Linked DNA regions of Mus musculus: region 2 is linked to region 1. The links are chromatin loops, found by intact Hi-C in ENCODE. Cell type or tissue: left cerebral cortex. All regions are shown on one strand. Links, peaks and the distances in the headings refer to the core of each region. The heading gives the core; the rest is flanking DNA. Region 1 overlaps Rnf220 (ring finger protein 220). Region 2 holds the start of Klf17 (Kruppel-like factor 17).

Evidence for each region. A loop is a pair of places that touch in the nucleus more often than their neighbours do. Peaks named below come from ENCODE experiments on the same cell type or tissue, not always from the same donor. Only the 100,000 strongest peaks of a DNase experiment are listed, where the experiment ranks them.
Region 2: a loop joins it to region 1, with 2.6 times the contacts of the local background. A loop is called at or near these places in 4 of 42 quality-filtered maps.

What each region holds. Positions count from the first base shown.
Region 1 is chr4:117,277,908-117,287,965 of GRCm38, forward strand. It overlaps Rnf220 (ring finger protein 220), which reads right to left. Exons shown (of 15, transcript NM_025739.3): 7 at 8,022-8,065; 8 at 7,472-7,604; 9 at 100-196. Among named protein-coding and RNA genes, the nearest start is that of Gm12843, 6.4 kb to the right of the region's middle. In left cerebral cortex, for the core only: no CTCF peak of the experiment used is centred there; DNase peaks (open chromatin) are centred at 4,865 and 6,160.
Region 2 is chr4:117,765,391-117,775,448 of GRCm38, forward strand. It overlaps Klf17 (Kruppel-like factor 17), which reads right to left and starts at 276. Exons shown (of 3, transcript NM_029416.2): 1 at 111-276. The coding sequence starts at 155. In left cerebral cortex, for the core only: a CTCF peak has its summit at 5,754 (motif pointing left); a DNase peak (open chromatin) is centred at 5,747.

The sequences.
Region 1 (10,058 bases), core at 728-8,727:
CCCCTGAAAGCTGTGACTGGCTCCAGGAGTATGATTACATTTTAGAGGCACCAGCTACTTTTGTTACTGCTGGCTTGCCCCACTTTGCCCCAAGGATACTGTGGTTTCCCATACTCCAGTGTGTCATCTCCATCCACATCCAGGTCAGCGTCACTGTCTGGGTTCTCTTTGCCACTGCACATGACGAAGCCGGAGCCTGTGGGAAGCAGAATGTTAAGAAGGGCCAGAGGCCAGGAACTAGCCCAGGGGTGCCCTTCCTGCTGCTCCCAGGTGGGAATTAGTTCGGAGATGAGACAGAGTGACGTCCAAGCAGACACTCAGGTGATTACTGGTTACTTCCAACCCCTTTCTCTGTACTCCTCCCTAGCCTTTAAATGTACGCATGGAGCTTCAGGTTGTCTCTGCTCATAGACTCACATTCACACACTACTAGAGGACGCTGTGACAGGCCTCCTATATATCTGTTTTCCAGTTCCAGGAAGAGCAACAAGAGGGTAGAGAAACTCAGATCCAAAAGGTCATCCCAGCTAGGACCTGAGCATCCTTCTATCTCAACTGTCTAGCTTGAGAGCCATTAGAGAGGAAAAAAAGCTGGCTAAGGCCAATCAGAGCCATAGAGTAGGACCCCCCAGCCAACATCCTGATTTGGGCCACTAGGTCCTTTGCCAGCAAAAACACCAGGCAGCTGTTCAAATATTTGGTGTCTGAAGCGCCTGACATTAATTATTCATCTCCACCTCACACAGCCCAGATTCCTGGACAAGTGCAGTTAGAAAGGGATTAGAAAGGGAGACACGGGAGGAGCACACGCACGATGCCTCAGGGTAGCCTCGAAGGCAGCTAGGCTGGGCATGGAAGGCTGAGGCCAGAGGCTGTTGATCCCCAGAGGGCATTTGGCACAACCAAATGCAGACTCTTGGCTAATGTAAAGGATGAGCTACTAAGGCCTTACCAAGCCTGTTTAATTCGCCAAGTGGCCTCTGACTCCCGGAACATTTCCTCATAGGCCAAGGTCAGAGACCAAAGAGCTGTCCCTGCATTTTTGTCCTTGTGGGTCTCAGGTGACATCTTACTAGCCGGACCAGCAGTTCTGCCAGGGACAAAGGAAATGAAGGGCTTTTCCCAAAAGGGTTAGAAGCATCATCTTTTGCATCAAAGAGGAAGCTCAGAGCTCTGCCCAGTCATCTCAGGAATGTGTTCTTTCTGCCTCAGTCCAATGACTTCTGCTCGTATCCATCAATGGCTCCCAATGCATACACCAATCAGGCCAGGCTCCAACCTGGTCACTTTGCTCCAGAACTCCTGTGTGGTGTGCAGACACGAAGACTGCCTGCCATGTCTTAGACACAGCTAACAACTTCCCCTCATGCTGTTCAGTACACCAGGATGTCCTTTCTGACAGTCCTTTTCCCTGACTCTTCCCCTTTATCCCTCAGTCTATGGTCTAAGATTCATTCCAGCCAGCTACCCCTGAAGCTAGTCAGTGCCTGGGCTCTATCTTCCTGACAGTCCTCATTTGGCGCCTACCCAGAGGGACTGACACACTTGAGGCAGCAGGCAGGTCAGCTGCAGAGCCATTAAGCTGAGAAAACACCAAGTTACAGCTCTGTCTCCTATTCACAGCCAGGTGTCCTGACAAGCAATTCCCACCCTGAGGGTGAGTGGCACCTCTATAAACCCTCTGACAGTTTGGGAGACAAACTCCGCCATCAATCAGAATGTAGCTATCAGGTTCACTTACAGCCTGTACCCCATAAGCCCTGCCAAACCCCACCAGCTTCCAGCCCCAAGTGCATGCAACTCAGCAGCAGCCTCGTATGCCCTGCCAGCCCAGCTTAGCCACTCGTGTGGTGGGAAAAATTAAAGAGTCTTTAGTACCACCTCTGAGCTCAAACGCTTTCCTCTTGCTGAAGGAATGACCTTTCACCTCCTACATTCTTTCACCTTTTGGAGGCCACCCTCTCTGGCCTGGTATGAACAGTTTCAGGATCTGGTCCCCATCCTCCGGGTGCTTGAGTGGCCCCTTCCTTGATGTCCAACTCTCAGATCATATTTACTGTGCCAATACTGTTCCTTACCACACTGCAAACTTCAAGGGTCACAAGCCTGACTCCACTCAGCGTCATCGACAACACACACCACAGCAGCACTGGCTGAATACTTGTGAACCTGGCACCACGAGGAAGACCAGGCCTCGTTGGTTAGTGCCCAGAGAAATTTATCAAGTCTTGCCCCAGTTTGGCAGCAACCTTCTGTTCTCACTAAGGAGCAAAAAGGGCGGGCATGATTCGTCTAAGAAAAGGCCTGTCTGCCTCTGGCCTGAGCAGTCTTCTACTGATACTCATTCCATCCCCCAGCTGAGACAGATGTGGGGAACCTCTCCCTATCCCCACAGGTGTTCCCAACAGGCTGCCACCACCAATTTTACTCCGGTACCAGCCCCAACCTGCTTCAACCTCCTTCCCAGCACATTAAACTTTATTTTCTTAATGAAATGTCACTTGCTGACTTCTGGCAGAATCATAATAAAAAGAAACGGCCATAAAGCCATTTTATGCCGAAAGCAACCGTGCCAGCTTGCCCCTCCTCCATCTTGGAGAGGAAGCTCCACTGTCATTTTATGTTCTCAGCTGCTGGAGTATCCCAAGCCAGTACTCAGAAGCAAGATGGCACAGACAGCTCCCTTCCAAGTCTCTGGCCCCTCTTCCATGAGCTCCAGGAAGGGCAGGCAAGCTGCTGCTCCTGCTGCTGCTACGCAGCAAGCAACTTGGTCCCTAGGACCTCCAAGACGGTCCAGACCAGCTGCTGGTCACCAGGGAGGCCCCTCTGCGATGGTTCTGCTCCAGATGAAAGGGACAAAATGGCTGGCAAACTAAGTCTGATGGGCAACAGTGCCTGGCACCGTTCCCTTCCCTTGAGTGAACGCCTGCAGCCCAGCTAAGTGCCAAAATGATATGTAAGTCTAAATTTTATGAAAATGATCCTGCTCCCATAAACTCATTTCTTCCTGAGCCACTGAGGGGGGGGGAGAATCAGTGTTAATTTAATCAATTGATCAAATGATCGATTGAGAAACTGGATATGCCCGTTTACTGGGGGCAGTAACATCCTGGAACCTGAAACCACACACACACAAAAAAGAACCATTGATTTCCTCACCTGCTGCTCCCAGCCAAACCAGAGCCTGGGAAGAAAGGAAAGTCTTGGGGCTTCTAGAGCCCAGTGCTTGCCTACAGGGAGGGCAGGGGCAGCAGCTTCCGGGGAGTTTTACACTGGAATTAGTTACAGATGCAGTTACGGTGTCTTGTGTAAACGCCATCGATTGGGGAGCTGACAGTCTGGGGAGCTACGATGCGGGACAATCAATCGGCCTGCAGTGTCACCTGCCACCTCGCTGAACAGTTGACAATGCAATTATCCAGTGTGGAGGCAGGGAGTTGGCGTGTGTCAAACGCACTTAGCCACTTTCCGGGCCTTCTCGATAACGCGTTTCACTGCCTCACATCAGGAGAGTCACAGAGACAGACGCCGCTTAAACCATTGATACTTGCTCTTTCTGCCAACACTCCCTCTGTTCCCGCTTAACAATTGTGTTCCAAAAGGTGATTAAATCCTGTCCAGTGCCACAGGGGACAGAAGAAGCCTTGCTCCTAGCCACACCCCTCCCAACAGGCAGCCATCATAAATGGAAGGAGGTGGAGAGTGAGAAGGCAGCCACCTATACCTTCCTTCCATTCCAAACCCGTTTCCAGTGGTACTGTTGCAACACGTGTCACCCACAGGGCTAGGAGCACAGTGGCAATCAGACATTTTTGGCAACTAGGGCTCACATCTTGGCCCATACCTGTGGAGTCACACCTTGCACACTCTTGTTTCATAATCTGTTGGTTACCTTATCAACAGTTATTAAAAAGAACTGTGCTGAAGCTGCCTCTAGCTGCTGTTCTCTCATAATCGCAGGGTGCTTAGACCCAGCCTTAATCTAAGACAAGAGACCCTAGGCAAGATCTGGCGGGGCAGCAGCCCTCATAACCACTACCTTAGCACCCTCCCCACCCCAAGACACACACAGACTTTGTATCTCTGGCTGGTCTAGAACCAACTATGTAGACCAAGGTGGCCTTGGAATTAGAGACCCATTTGTGTCTGCATCAGGAGCGCTGGGATTGAGAAGAGAAATACTGTCTCTAACCTACGTCACCCTGAAAGGGGCTTCAGCCAGGGCTCAAAGACAAAGGTGCACACACTTGCCACTTCCTGAGCATCATCCTGGGAAGTGAACCATCTTACCACTCCTGGCCCACAACATAACAGCCACCTTATTTAAAACTAATCTTTTCCACATCCTTTTGAGCAGACTGATCCTTCTAGTTGTACTGAGTTCTGGCTTCCCCAAGTCTGGACAAGTGAATTCTTACTGGCAACCGATACAAGGGAGGACTTACAGCCCAGCACCCCACACCTCTAAGACAGAGGAGGTAGGGAATAAGAGGAAAATCGAGCCCTTACTCATTGGTCACATGGCTCCTTGAGGATGGAGGTCACATGGTCACAGTTATCCCAAGGCTGCCTCCCTTGTGGCCCATTTCTCTAGCCTGAAGACATCTCTTCTGCCTAGGTTTGGCAGAGTATCCCAGAAAAGCACCTTTTACCCTAATTGTTGTATCTTTAGATGAAGCACTGGGCCCTGGGTTCTGCCCATATGCAACACCACGAGCAGTGCAAAAGACCTGAGGTTTCAAGTGAGCAGGCGGCAGCGGAGTGCACAGCCCAGAGTGCTCTGAGACCCGAGGGTCAGACGAGCTGCTCTCTACAAGACTTTCCTCATTTCCCCAGGCTTTATTTCTGTTTCTTAATCTGTTTGTACTGGGAGGCAGAGGCAGATGAAACTCGAGTCTGAGGCCAGTGTGGTCTACACAGCGAGTTCCAGGTCAGCTGGGGTGACATAGTGAGATCTCCTCTCTAAATAAATAAGAATCTATTTGTAGACCGACCTCCCTCGACGTTCTCTTGCTCTCTTTTGTCCTGAGACATTGACCCTCCTTGTCATTAACCCCAGGCTCTCAAGCTCACAGCCTGTTCTTCTGAGCCAAGTGTCTTCACCATGACTCTTGCTAGACCACTGCCTAGATTACATTCAAGGCAGCCGGTCTGACCATGTAGGAAGCTCTGTTGAGGATGACGAGGGGACCCTAGTCTGGGAGGGGGGACAGAGGAATGAAGGGATGCAGGGACTTATCACAGTTCTTCAACTCTTTCATATCTAACAAGGACAGCAATCTCTGCTGTCAGCATGCACAGGACGGCTTAAATGGGCCTCGCTACTCTCCTGCTCATCCTGCCTCTGCCTCCCTCTCTGAAGTCGGCCGGGCAGCTTCTTCGGCTGGCGTTATCACTCCCTCTAACCGGTCTTGGCAGGCAATCTAATTCCTCCTGAAAAGGTCACCGCCATTTTAACTGCCTTTCAATCACATTAAGCAGGAGCTGCCCAGCTTGCGGCCCAGCCCGCCCGGCGGCGATCAATGCACTGCACTGACACCAGCAGCCTGGCAGGGCCACACCCAACCCCCCCCCCCAAGAGTTGGGCCTATTGGTCCTGGCCAGGGAGGGTCGGCTGACAGATGGCCAGCTTTTGCAGATGGGCTTCAGGGGCAGAGGCAGTCAGGATCAGCCAGGGCCTCTCTTTGATAGCCCCTCCCATTGAGGAGGCTCCACTTTCTGCCTCGTGGCCCCCGCTGATCTCGCTGTAAAACAGCCTTTCAAGTTAGCCTGTCTTTTGACTGCACTAAGCTGTTTAAGAGGCGGCAGCAGCTTCTATCAGGAAAGCTGGAGCAATTCTCTGCAGATAAAGGCCCCTCCGGCCCCATTCCCTCTTCAAGTCTCATTCTCGCTCTCCAAATCGCTCAAAGAAAAGCCCTCTTTGAACTCTCCTCAGGAATTCTTGAAAGGATCAACCTCGCAGTGTAAACACACCCAGAAAGATGATACCTACCCGAGGCCCGAGAGCCTCTGACACCCATCTGCTGGCACATCCCATGCAGAAATGGCTTTGCTTAAGCAGTGGGCCCTGTGCAGCCTGACCCATTCAGACACTCCAGGAGCCCAAGAGCCACAGGGTCCTGTTCCTTGCCAAGAAACCTAAGCAGCAGCTGCAGTTGGTGTGAACAGTTGCAACTGACAGCAGAGCTAATCTAGAACAGCCTTCCAGAACTGACTCAGCAAGACTGCCTTCTAAACCTGGTCACACACCCTAGCATCCATGTGCCTCATTCCTGGGCTCATGAGCGCCATCCTTCATTCTTGAGAGGCTTCAGACCTGCTAGAGCCCCAGGACAGAAATGCTCTGTGCAATGACAACTAAGGCTGCTTACCTAGGGGGTGGCAACAGTTTGGTTTAACCCTCCTGATTTACGCTCTGACTTGTCTTCAGACTGGTGGGCACCATGCAACAAGCTCAGAGGCACAGTGCCCATCTGCACTGGATGGCACTGCAGAGACTTGATCTCACCGGAGACCAGGTGTCATGGCTCTACGGAGGCAAAGGCCCTCCTTCGAGCCTGCTGAGAGATCCCCCAAAGACCACACACAGTGGCCATCTCAAGGGTGTTGCCCAGAAAAACAGGAGGCAGATGGGATGCAGCCTGGCTCTCTTAATGACCACAAACTGCAGTGCCAGCTGTGCTTTACACAGAAAGAGTTAGAAGCCAAGAAGCAGGTACCTCTTTCTCTTGCCCATGGTGACAGAGCTTGACAAGAGGACACTGACCCTGGGCACCTAACCAATTCTTCTGTCTCATCTAGGGAGCCAACCCTTGTCTCAGGAGCTAGGAAGGGAGCAGAGACGGGTAGGGCCCTGAAGACTCTTCGGCAGCGATTGGGGAGAGCCCAAGGGAAGCAGGGAGCAGCTGAGCCCAGGCCCCTCTTCCTTCAGGGCAGAGGGCGCCATGGGAGAAGAGATGGGATCAGAGCTAAAATTAGATTCACCAATGAAGCTCATGGGAGGTCAAATTTTGCCATAACTCACTCTCTCCTCTGTAACTGATTTCCCTGACACAGACCTGGGGAGGAGGAGGAGGAAAATGCAATGTGTTTGCCTAGAAGCCCTGAGGGCCCCTAGTGCTGGAGGTGTACAGCAGGTTGCTGGATTCTCATTTATCAGCCTTAAGAGGGATGGAGTGATAAATGCATAACCGTCCCTTTAATATTTTATGCAGGTGCTAACGCGGCTTGGCTGTCACCTTCAATGCATCACCCGAGGCTGAGAGCCCCCCTCGTCACTGCTAGCTTGCAGCCTCACAATTCCATTTCCCCACCCAAATACAACCACTTTAATATGCACATCACAGGCGGGCAGCACGGTCACAAAGGAGCCCCACGAGCAAGAGCTCCCACGTGGTGGAAATGATGACCAGCTACCAGAAGTGACCTGGTCACCAGAGTGCCACCACCCAAGTTGTCAGCTGCTTTATACCTCGGAAGCCACCTTCCAGGAGTGTGGTGGCCCGTATCCGCTTCTGCCCACACCACTCATATTCCTCAAAGCGGTTGCTGTCCGCATGCTCGATGTCCACAGCATCATCTTCAGCCATGCAGGAGCCTTCCCTCTGTGAAGAGCAGAGCAGGGTCATGCAGCGCCCAGGCCATCCATCCCTACAGCTCCCACAGCCTGCAAGGAAGGCACAGCCCTAGCCCCTGCTCAGGATACCAAAGGGCTCCCGTGAAATACACTCAATATGGCAATCAAAGACCTGGGCCTCTTCCCCAGAATTTTCCACGGGAGCCCAAACAGGGAGTGAGTGAGTGGGAATGAAAGCAGAGGAGAGCCAAGAGCAGAGTGGCTGCGGAGAGCCCAGGGAGAGCCCAGGAGCCCAGAGATGAGGCGCAGTCAGCAGCAAGTGTCAGGGGAGGGGAGGAAGGGAGGTGGGCGGCCACAGCCCCTCTACCTTAGCCAGGCAGTGCTCCACATGCCTACTCATCTCCTGCTCCGATCCTGCCAGGGGGCGGCTGCACAGGGGACATACCTGCCCTTCATCTTGCTTCCTCCGTTTCATTTTCCCAATCCGAGCTGCATGGAGAAACAGAAAATAAGGCACAAAAATAAGCGGATGCTCACTGTAGCTCCATACTAGAGTATCGCAGGAGAGCTGACACACCCTGCCCTGCTGCCGGCCATCGGCCTTTTGTTCAGTGCCTCGTGTCCTCAGGGGCCTGGACTTGCTCCTTGGTGGGCAAGAAGTGTCTACTCAAGAGCAGCACACCCTTCCGAGCTGCAGTGCTCAAGTGAGTCCAGCAGGCAGAGATACTCCGTGTAGTCATGTATGTCCCCAGAAGAGCACTTACTCAGGCTTTGGAAATACAACCCTAAAGAGCAGCTTCCTGGTTAGAATCCCAGGCTACTCTAAAGCTTGAATTGATCTTATTGACTCACCCTCTAGAAGCTTCCTTTGTCCCAGGGCCAATGCCCCGAAGTATGGCACCTAGCATACCTCTTAAGATCAAGACAAGAGCAGTATCTCGGATGTCTCTACTGATCCCGTTTTAAAAGAAAAGACACTGAGGCCCAGTTGTAAAAGTATAGAGTCTGGGCTAGACATTGGGCAGGCAGGTCAGAGGACCCAGGGTACCTGGAGAGGACAGGCCTTACAGTGTTTACCCAAACCTGTCCCATCACCTCTAATCAGTACAGAGGGCTGGCAGGCCCCAGAGGCAGAGGCCTGCCTGCCTGCCATGCTGTCCCAAAGGGGACTCAGTTCCAAAGTGCACACTGCAAGCCCACAGCACTGCTAATTAATGCTGAGAGATGCAATCATTTCTAATTAGCTCACTAATCCTTCTCTGCAGCCCTCCTGTCACTGAAGCAGGAAGGGGTCAAAGCAAGAGATTCTTTCCCTTTTGCCACTCCCAGAATGCAATGGCAGGCTAAGTGATGGCCACTGTGAGGCCAGACTGACGGTGGAAAGGTGAGGGGACTTGTCAAGCAGGGCAAGGCTTACTACTGAGGGCCAGGAAGAACTTTCTTAGGTGTGCTGACCTTGCGGGGGTCAGGGGAGGGAACCACAGGTCAGTCTGTATGCTAAAGGCTGGAGGGTCTCCTGTGTGGTGGTCTAAGAGCCAGTACCTCACAGAGAGGTCCATTACATCCACATCTTGAAGCAAAGGTTGTCTTCCCACAGCTTAACAGATGAAGAGACCTTATAAGGGACATGTGAAAGTACGCCAAAAGTATCAAAGGCAAAGCAAGAAACCAGGCCTCACTCTACAGCCTGGGATGTTCCCTGGTACCAAGAGCCTTCCCACCTCAGCCTTACTGGTGAGTCTGTTCCAGCTAGGGCTCCGGCTCACGCCTGTTGAGGATCTGAGGCAGGGGGTTTCTCTACGGGCAGAACAGCACTAGAAAGAGCCAAGCCAAAGGGAAACCTACCAGGCCACAAGAGCTGCACATGAACTTTTAGAACCTAGGTCTGGAGTCTAACTCATCTCTCCAATTTCCCATGTTTCTACTATAGCGATGTGACTATATTCTGGGCTCTTTGTTCATATAGACGCAGATCCCTGCTTTGAACTTTAGGCATAGGTAGGCTTGACACTGCAGGGCTAGGGACAAAAAGCACGCAAGACATCAGAAAGGCACGGGGCGAAGGTCCAAGAAGTTTTTGGAAACGCAGTGTGGAGTAGTGTGCCCACAAAGGTCTCGGACAGTCCCATCCGGTCTGAAAGTAAGAGGCTGACTCTGTAAAACTTAGTAACTGAATCGGGATTTGGTGGCTCAATGCCTGTGACCCTACAACTTGGGAGGCTGAAGGAGTGCTATAAGTTCCAGGCTAGCCTGGACTAAGTGGGGTGCGGGGGGGGGGGCGGCTCATCTCAAAACAAAACCAAAAGATTCTATCACTGAATGAAAAAATGATTCAGCATCGTCAGACGGTCACCTTGACCAGAACACCTACGTCAGCAGAGGACTCCCTGCAGTGCCAGACAACTACCCCATGGGCTGGGTTTCACATGGACATTCCTAGGCCAGCCAGGCAGCCTTGGCTCTACCCTCGCCATTCTTGTAA
Region 2 (10,058 bases), core at 905-8,904, 490 kb after region 1:
GGCTGTGCCCTCTCTCCCTCCCCCCCCCCCCCCACCGCCAGCCTCACCCCATCCACACCCTCCATTCTTCACCAACACCTGCGCCACCCTAGGGTGGACCAAAGACTCACCATGGGAGGCTGGTGCATAGCCTGTTCCTTATTGTCCTGCTCCATGCCGGCTGAGACCCAAGTTGAGAACAAACGGGAGGCTGCCCGGCCCTTACACCGTCACAGGCGTGGGTCCCAACACTACTACGCCATAATCCCACAATGGCTGCGTGGAGTTTTTATTTGCCTCTGAGCACTGGGCGGAGTCAAGGCCACACCCACCCACCCAGTCCCCTCCCAACTCAGCATCCATGCAATCCCAGAACTCTGTAGGCCTTATGCCTGCAGGGTCCGGGAAACCACTGAACGTTAGCACTTTTCCCCCCAGTTTTTATTGGTTATTATTTTATTTTTTGACATTTCAAATGTTATTCCCCCTTCCCAGTTTCCCCTCCACAAACCCCCTATCCCCTACCCCACTCCGCCCTTCTCTACCTAGACCCTCTAACCTACAGTTTTGAGCAACTGCTTGACAGAAAGGAGTGTTGGGGAAACCGCGATCTGAGACTTCAGTCAAGCCAGTCTCTCTGATCTCAGTGGAGAAACAGAAGAAAGGCTTGATAACACAGGAAGGGTGCACAGCCTCTGTAGACAAAAGAGACACCATAATCCCTCCAGACCAACACAGTAGGTTTTCATAGGGCTAAGGAGGAGCGCCTCTGTCCTTCCTCCATGCAAAGTGACGCCCAGATGCCCACACCGTACAATTTAGGCATCCCACAGTATTAACCATACCCGGTGTGGGGGCGCTGATTCTCTGTAACTCCAGTTCTAGGAAATTGAACACCCTCCTCTGATTGCCTTGGGTACCATGCAGGTGAACATGCATGCCTGTAGGCAAAGCACTCACACTATAAAAATAAATGTTAAAAAAAAATGATTTATTTTGGAGAGAAATAAGGCAAGCAGACAGGTCTCTGAATTCAAGACCATCCCGATCTATATATTGAGTTCCTGAATGGGCAGACTCCATCTCAAATTTAAAATTAAGTTAGTAATATAATATACCTTTGAATCTGGGCATAGGTGGCACACATTTGTAATCCCAGGGTAAAGACAGTAGGATGCTGAGTACAGGAACAGTCTGGGCAGTGAGGACAGCAAGACTTGGTCCTGCAAAAACAACCAGCCAAAAAAACAAGCAAACCACTAGCAAAATAAAAGTGTGTGTGTGTGTGTGTGTGTGTGTGTGTGTGTGTGTGTGTGTGTGTGTATGAATGACTGTCCTTGGTCAGTGTGTGACATTTTTGTGTGTGGGGGGGGGGGTTGTTTTTGGTTTTGGTTTTGGTTTTTCGAGACAGGGTTTCTCTGTATAGCTCTGGCTGTCCTGGAACTCACTTTGTAGACCAGGCTAGCCTCGAACTCAGAAATCTGCCTGCCTCTGCCTCCCAAGTGCTGGGATTAAAGGCTTGCACCACCACGCCCAGCTCAGTGTATGACATTCTAAGATAACAGGTGATGAGCAGAAGTTAGTGCTTTACTGAGTTGATGGGGGAAGAGAACTGGGGGACAGAGAGGGGCACTTCCCTGAGTCCCTGGGCGGTGGCTGGTGGGTGCCCTTTCCGTTTGCAGAGAACACTTACAGAGAGTCACTCTGTAGGGATGGATTCATTATAGGCAGGATATTCTGAGGCATCTGATTGGGAAGCAAATCTGGATGGGATGAAGGTATCAGACTTGAAGCTGTGAGGATGAAGAGGAGAGGGCTCAGGTCACACACCTGGGCCAGGCTTGGCCTGCGGGTGATGATCAGTGCCAGGCGGTTAGACAGAGGGGGAGCTTTAAGCAACATCCATTTTTCTTTATTGGCCTTGTTCTTGTTTGTTTGTTTTTCTGTGTAGTCCTGGCTGTCCTGGAACTCACTCTGTAGACCAGGTGTGGCCTTAAACTCAAGAGTTTCACCTGCCTCGGCCTCCCAAGTGCTGGGATTAAAGGCATGCACTATCAGGCTCTAGCAAGCTGTTCCCATCCCCCCCCCCCCCGCCCGCCCACTCCCCTGAGACTCTCACTTTGTAACCCAGGCTAACCTCAGATTCACCCTCCTATGACTTGTGGCTTGCATTGTCTGATCAAATCATTTAAACCTCGTGGCTACTGTTGTTGCTGTCATTAGCGATGTTGCTTTAAAGACTTGTGCCCTCTGTTCTATGCCCTCTGGGAGGAAGAGAAGCCTTTTGTGACCAAGACCACGGTTTTTTGTTTGTTTGTTTGTTTGTTTGTTTGTTTTTAGTCTGTCACATGATTAGGGAATAAACAGGAAGCTTTGGCCTTGGAGGAAATAAGCCCTACTTGTGGACACCTTGCGGATTTTTTGTCTTCCTGGGACTACTAAACCTAAGGACCTTTGTTTTCATTGGCTTATGAAGACTAATGAGAACTTATATAAATCCAAGTTTGCCCCCTCTCCCCCCAAAAACCCAAAGGAGCTACACTAATACTTTAAGTGGGATAAACAAAACAGAAATCATGTCTTGTAGAAGGTGCTAGCAGGAAGTGTTTTTTTAAGCCAGGTGTGGTGGTGGTGGCTTTGGCGGCAGCTTTGGCGGCAAACGCCTTTAATCCCAGCACTTGGGAGGCAGAGGCATGCAGATCTCTGAGTCTTGAGGCCAGCCTGGTCTACAGAGTGAGTTCCAGGACAGCCAGGGCTCTACAGAGAAACCCTATCTCGAAAAACAAAAACAAAAACAAAACAAAGCAAAACAAAACAAAAACCTTTTCTTTTCCTTAGTTTCTAGCCTCTTAAGCATTCTGTCTCTACCTCCTGAGTGATGGGATTAAAGGCGTGCGCCACCAAAGCCCAACCAAAAATTTTTTTCTTTGCTTCCTATTTTTCCTGAAAATTGAAGGGTTTTTCTGTCAGGATCAGATTTTTTTAAAAAAGATTTATTTATTTATTATATGTAAGTACACTGTAGCTGTCTAAAGACATACCAGAACTCGAGGGCGTCGTTACAGATGGTTGTGAGCCACCATGTAGGTGCTGGGAGTTGAACTCAGGACCTTCGGAAGAGCAGTCAGTGCTCTTAACTGCTGAGCTATCTCTCCAGCCCCCAGGATCAGATTTGAAAGGGGGAAAAAAAAACTTTGAAAAAAGAAAGAAAACCATGAAGTAGGGCTGGAGAGAGGGCTAGACAGTTAAGAAAAAGCCCCAACTGATCTTGCAAGAGCAATGTATGCACTGGGCCACTCAGCCATCTCTCCAGTCCCCGGGTGTGCCTGTGCGTGTGTACGTGTGCAGATGTCTTCAGAGACCAGAAGAAGGAGTCAGATCCTTGGAGCTGGACTTCCAGATAGTTATGAACTACTCTATGTAGCGCTGGGAACTGAACTCAAGTCCTCTGAAAGAGCAATGCCCCTACACACTGAGCGGTCTCCAGAGGCCGCCCCCCCCCCACCTCTATTTTCAGGGCAAAATTTGCATTGGGAATTATTTCATAACTATACAGATTCTTTTAGTCGTATCCTCTCATTTCTGTGAGTGAACCCTCAGGAATCTGTTCCCCCCCACACTTTTAATATTTTATACTTGCTAACCACAAAACCTTTAGAACTATAATGCATAAGCAAGGTTTTCAAAAATGTTCAGACAAGGCAGTGAATAACTTCACATGTACTGTGTCTTCTAGACATGGGATAATAACCTTGCACTTAGTGTGTCTTCAATGCACTGGGTATGCATGTATATATATATATATATATATATGTGTGTGTGTGTGTGTGTGTGTGTGTGTGTGTGTGTATATATATATATATATATATATATATATATATATATATATACGCAATATGAACCCTAACCCTATATATGACATATATCCATGAAGGTCAAACACTTGTACACTAAAATAAAATAAAATAAAAAATAACTGGTTCTTCGCCTGCTTGACTTTGCATCCTGTTGTTGAAGATGAGGCTGCATCTTGGAGTTCTCATCCTGTGGTGATTTGATCATAAAGGAGGCCCCCATAGGCTCATATGTTAGAATACTTGGTCCCCAGTTGTAGAACTGTTTGGGAAGGACTAGGAAGAGTTGAGTGGCCTTCTTGGTGGAGGTATGTCATCGAGGGTAGACTTTGAGGTTCAAAAGCCCACTCCAAGCCCAGAGTTTCTCCCTCTCTCACCCCACTTCAACTCTCTAATCAAATATAAGCTCTCAGCTATGTCTCCATTACCATATCTGCCTGCCTCCATCTCCCTGTGGGCCTGGAATTTACACCACCCTGCTCCAGAGTCGCAGTGCACGAGCTCAGGCCTTGACACAAGAAGCAGCCCTTGGTCATTCCTAATCTTTTTCTCCTTTAGTGTGCTCATTGGTCCCTTCGTATGAAGATGCCTGTTTGTGTTTTAATATTTGAGTTCTCGAAAAGAAAAGGTCCTTTTCCGTGCGTTTGTTTTATTTTCTTTTTTTTAGAAGTAGAGTCTGCATAACTCTAACCTAACTGTCTTGGAACTTACTGTGTAGACCAGGCTGACTTCAAACTCAGTTTACCACCAATCTGACTCTCTAGAGGTTCCTTTTAAAATTTTTTCCTTTTTAGTTTTATTTATTTTACTTTGTGTGTATTGTGTGTATTTGTGTGCTTTGCTTACATCTCTGTGCACCGCGTGTGTTCCTAGTGCGGGCAGAGATGAGAAGAAGGGTGTTGGGAGCCTGCTGCGGATCCTGGGGTCCAAACAAGTGCTCATAACCCCTGAGTCCTCTCCAGTCACCTCCCGAAGCAATCTCCAGCCCTACTTCAAGAGTTTTGGCTGGTTTTGCCGCAGGGTCTCAGGTAGCCCAGGCTAGCTCAAGGCTCTCTGTAAGGCTGGAGATGACCCTGTCCTGCTTCTGTCTTCCAAGTTCCGGTATCTCAGGGCACGCCCACCACGTCCAGCTTCTCTTTGCACCCCCAGATGTTTGAAGCCAATCCAGTGTGGTGAGTTGTGCTTCTCTTTGGCAGTGTGCCTAAGGTGGGCTGTGGAAATGTTCTTCACATTTTGGGCTATTTTGAGTCTCATGTTCTGTTTTTTGGCAGAAATTCTGTTTTAATTTATTTTTATCATTTTTTAAAACTTTTTTTTAAATTAGATTTTTTTCCATACAATATATTCTGCTTATAGTTTCTCTCCCCAACCCCCCCACCCAACTACATCCACACCTTTTCTTGCTCTCATTAGAAAACAAACAAGCATCTAAAAAGAATAATAAGAAAATACAAACTTTAATAGAATAAAACAAACAAAAGAAAAAAATTAAAAGAACCAAAGAAGCACACATAGATGCAGAGACACACACATTCACATATACACAGAAATCCCACAAAAACACAAAACCTTCAGAACTATAATGCATAAGCAAGGTTTTTTGAAATGTTCAGACAAAGCATTATGAGACATGAAAATCTCCAAAAATACAAGTTTGTTTTGTACTGGTCTTCTATTGCTAGGCATGGAAACTGCCTGGACCTTTAGTTTGTATACCCAGTGAGATTGTTGGCTAGAACGATGTTTTACTCAGTGAGTAGTTATCATTTGGAGATAGCTTTCAGGTTGCGAATGAGGCTTCTGTCTACTTCTCTCACCTCTGGGCCCTAACTGGCTTAGACTAGTGCAGGCCCTTGGTTTCACCAGTTTTTAGAAGTAGGGCTGTTTTCAAGATTCCTTAGTTTAATGGTGCCCCCTTCCGTCCAGATTTTAAACTACAGCCTTTGAATGCTGCTGTCTCAAGGGCGCTCAAGGTTTGACGGTTTAGGCTACTTTTGTAACAATACAAAAATGCCACTCACCCTCTTTTTTCTCATTCTCTCCTCTCCTCACCCTTATTCTGTCTTCCTTCCCTCTGTTCCCCCCTCCTCCTCCTCTTCTTCCTCCTCCTCCTCTTTGGTTTTGATTTTTTTTTTTCTGAAACAAGGTCTTTTTTTAAAGATCTTTTATTTCTTATGTGTATGTCTGTGTGTGCAGTGCACACATTATGTGTGTGGTTGTCCATGGAGGGCAGAAAAGGCCTTCAGATCCAGTTATAAGGCTGTGAGCCTCCTGACGTGGGTCCTGGGACCAACTCTGGTCCTCAGCAAGAGCAGAAAGTATTCTGTACCTCTGGGCTGGGCCATCTCTCCAGCACCTTCAGGGTCTTTCAATCTCTCCCTGTGCTGTCCTGATTTACCAGGGTTCCTTTTGTTAGACATCTTCCTCTTTCAAACTCATATCAATATCAGTCTCTAAAAAAAATATCAATATCAAGATGATAGATTGATCAATCGATAGAGAGATAGCATACAAATATTTTTCCTGGATTTTGAGACAGGGTTTTACTTATCTTGGAGCTCATTCTGTAGACCAGGATGGCCTGAGACTCAGAGATCAGCCTGCCTCTGCCTCCAAGAGCTGGAGTTAAAGATGTGCACAACCATGCCTAGGTAGGTTTTGTTGGTGGTGGTTTGGTTTGGTGTGGTTTGGTTTTTAACGACAGCCTTTCAGTATGTGTTCTAGTTTAGCCCTACATGTGTGGCTGAGGCAGGAGGCTACTCTGAGCTATATAGTGAGTTTCAGACCAACCTGGGCTGCAGTATGAGGCCTTGTTCCCCTGTCCTCAGAAAGGATTGTGGGTTTGTGAGACGGCAAGCCAGTCAATACCTGTTGTTCTTTTTCTCCTATGGTAACATGGAAGCAGGCTTGAAAACTCTTTGAAGCGAAGTGGGCATGACAGTGAGCCAACAAATCTTTCTTGCCAGTGTGTATGTGTGTGTGTGTGTGTGTGTGTGTGTGTGTGTGTGTGTGTGTGTGAGTGTGTGTGTGAGAGTGTGTGAGTGTGTGAGAGTGAGTGTGTGTGTGTGTGAGTGAGTGTGTGAGTGTGTGTGTGTGTGTGTGTGTGTGTGTGTGTGTGTGTGTGTGTGTGTGTGTGTGTTTTCCAGGCCAACTCTCTACCACTGAGCTACAACCTCAGCCCCCTCATTACATCTTTAAAACACGTGCCTGGCCCACAGGGCATGAGTTGTTGACCCTTGTTCTACACTGATATTTGAAATGTTAAATGGTTCAAATTTAGGTGGTCATTATTATTCTCAGTAACCTAGGAGTTCATATTGATTTCTTGGAGTTCTTTATATATGCAAAGTAAATACACATCTCTGTGGCAGAAAGGGATGGGTGGCCCAGACCCTCTCCTGAGAGGAAGAACTGTGGCCCCACTGCAGGGGATGCACTAAGAAAACAGCTTGCAGTTGCCAGTTACTTCTAGGTCCCTCTCTCTCTTCTACAGATAGCAGCTGTACCAAGGGCATGACTTCCAACAGTCTGGTATCTGGCGCAAGGTGCTGTTGAGACAGAGGCTGAGCTAGCTCGTCCCCCTTAATTTAACACCCTCTCGTGGACAGCGCTTGTTCCAGAGTTGCTTGCTGGTGACTGGGGTCTCCTGGGGCCTGCATTTGCTTTCTAGTCTGTCTTCAACCCAGCTGTGCTCACCCCCCATTTCCTTCACAGGTGGCTCTCCCAACTACATCTCCAGCATATACTGCTTACTCTACTGTCCCTTGTATGTCAAACACCTCCCTCGGTGACTCGAATTTGGTTACAATGCATTTTTTTTTCTCAGTAGAAATCTGTCTTTGTCCTTATCTATCCCACCTCCCACTTCTGAGACGGTGTCTCAGTGTCTCATGGTCTCACGTAGCCGAGGCTGGTCTCAAGTTTCCTGTGCAACCTGAGATAACATTGAACGTTTTTTTAAGATTCATTTACTTTGTGTGTGTGAGAGAGCATTTTGCCTACGTGTTATGCACCACGTGCATGCCTGGAACCTGTGGAGATCAGAAGAGGGAACTGGGGTTCCAGATGATTGTGAGCCATCTGTATGCAGGGAACCTTACCAGGGTCGTCTTCTGCAAGAACAACAAGTGCTTTTAACTGCTGAGCCATCTCTCCATGTCCACATTTTAAGGTTTATTCAGGTGTCTATGTGTCTGTATACCACATCCGTGCAAGTTTCTCCAGAGGCCAAAACAGTATGTCAGATCCCTGAGAGCTCAAGTTACAAATAGTTATAAGCCTCGTGGCGAGGGCGCTATGAACTAGACTCTAGTCCACTGGAGGATCAGTCCTCTTCCTTAAATTTTGTTTTGTTTTAAATTTTGAGACAGGGTCTCTCTACATAGCTCTGGCTGTCCTGGAACTCACTCTGTAGACCAGGCTGGCCTCAAACTCAGAAATCCGCCTGCGTCTGCCTCCCGAGTGCTGGGATTAAAGGTGCATGGCGTCATGGCAGCTTTCTTCTAACTTTGGTTTGTATCTTAGGTATGTGGATGTTTTGTGGGTGCTCCACATGAATGCAAACCTGCAGCAACCAGAAGGCGTAAGATTCCCCTGCAACTGGAATTACAGCCCACTGTTAGCTGCCATGTAGGTGCTGAGCCATCTCTCCATCCCTCAGCAAGCATTGCCACCACCCCCTGAAAACTTAGCATCTGGGCTGGAGAGATGGCTCAGCGGTTAAGAACACTGACTGCTCTTCCAAAGGTCCTGAGTTCAAATCCCAGCAACCACATGGTGGCTCACATGGAGATCTGATGCCCTCTTCTGAAGACAGCTACAGTGTACTTACATGTAATAAATAAATAAATCTTAAAAAGCAAAAATTTAGCACCTAGTTGACTGATACTGTTGTGTTGACCTTGCAACTTAGCTTCTAAGTTCTCTGTGAGTTTGTGCAGCTTGGGCTACAAAGCAAGTGCCAAGACAGCCAGGGCTACACGGAGAAATTCTGTCTTCAAAAAACAAAAAGCAAACAAAACAAACAAAAGGAGTAATGTTATTTATTTAGTGTGTGTAGTCAAAGGACATCTCGCAGAAGTTGGTTCTCTCCTTCCACCATGTGAGTCCCCAGGGGGTGAACTCAGGTCTTCAGGCTGGGCAGCAGGCACCTTTACCTCATGATCTATCTCTCTGGCCTTTAATGACATTTTTATATAGCTTAAACATGGAGATTTAGAGAGGAAGAGTTGCTCAGAGGTAAACACATGGGGGGGGGGTAATAGGCTTCTCTAAGAGAGAGCCTCTCCCCTCTCTCCCCCTCCTCACCACCCCCTTCTTCTTCTTTAACTGGCTCTCACTGAGTTACCAGTCTGGCCTTGAACTCATTATGTAGCCCAGGCTGGCCTTGAATTCTCTCTCCTCTTCCCTCAGCCACACACCACTTTGTATGTGCGTGGATGCAGAGGCAAGAGAGCAGCCTCACCTGTCATTACTCAGGAACTATCTCCTTGGCTGGTTTGAGATAGGATCTTACACTGGGACCTAGGCCTTGCCCGGGAAGCTGGACCAGCTGGCAGTGGGCCTTAGGAACCTTCAGGTTCAACCTCCCTAGTGCTGGGGTCTACCATGAGGGATGCCACACACCCCTACTTTTTTACAGAGGTACTGGGGACCAGACTTGGGTCCTCACGCTTATGTGACAAGCGCTTTACAGCTGGAGGCTCCCCACCCCCACCCTGTGCCTGACCCTTGATCTTGATTTCCAACTTCCAAAACTATGAGGGAATGGCTAGCTGCCTCCTCAGCTGTTCTTCAGAGTTCAGCCTAGCAGCCTTTACTGACTGACGATCCCCCCACACCTCAGCCACCGTCAAGCGTGGCAAATGCTTTCAGTCTCTTGGCTGGGTCTCAGTGGGCATTACTTGCTTGGTAAACCTGAAACTCCAGTGACTCCCAGTTCCCTCTTTCTATCTGGGGGGGGGGGTCTCTGTGACCATGACAGCCAGCAGAGTAATGACCCACGGGAAGGGAAAAGGCAGTTTGGTTGGACATGACTCAGTCGTCAGTGTTGGGTCAAACTCTGGGAGTCTGACCCGGAGTCGTTTATTTTATTAATATTCAAGAAGAGCACAGTTTGGTGAAAACTTTCCTGGTGATGAATTATCTCAATCTGGTGTGCACAATAAAGCATTCAGAAATCTCCTTGAAGAACAAAATAAGCTAAATTAGGATCAGACATTACTG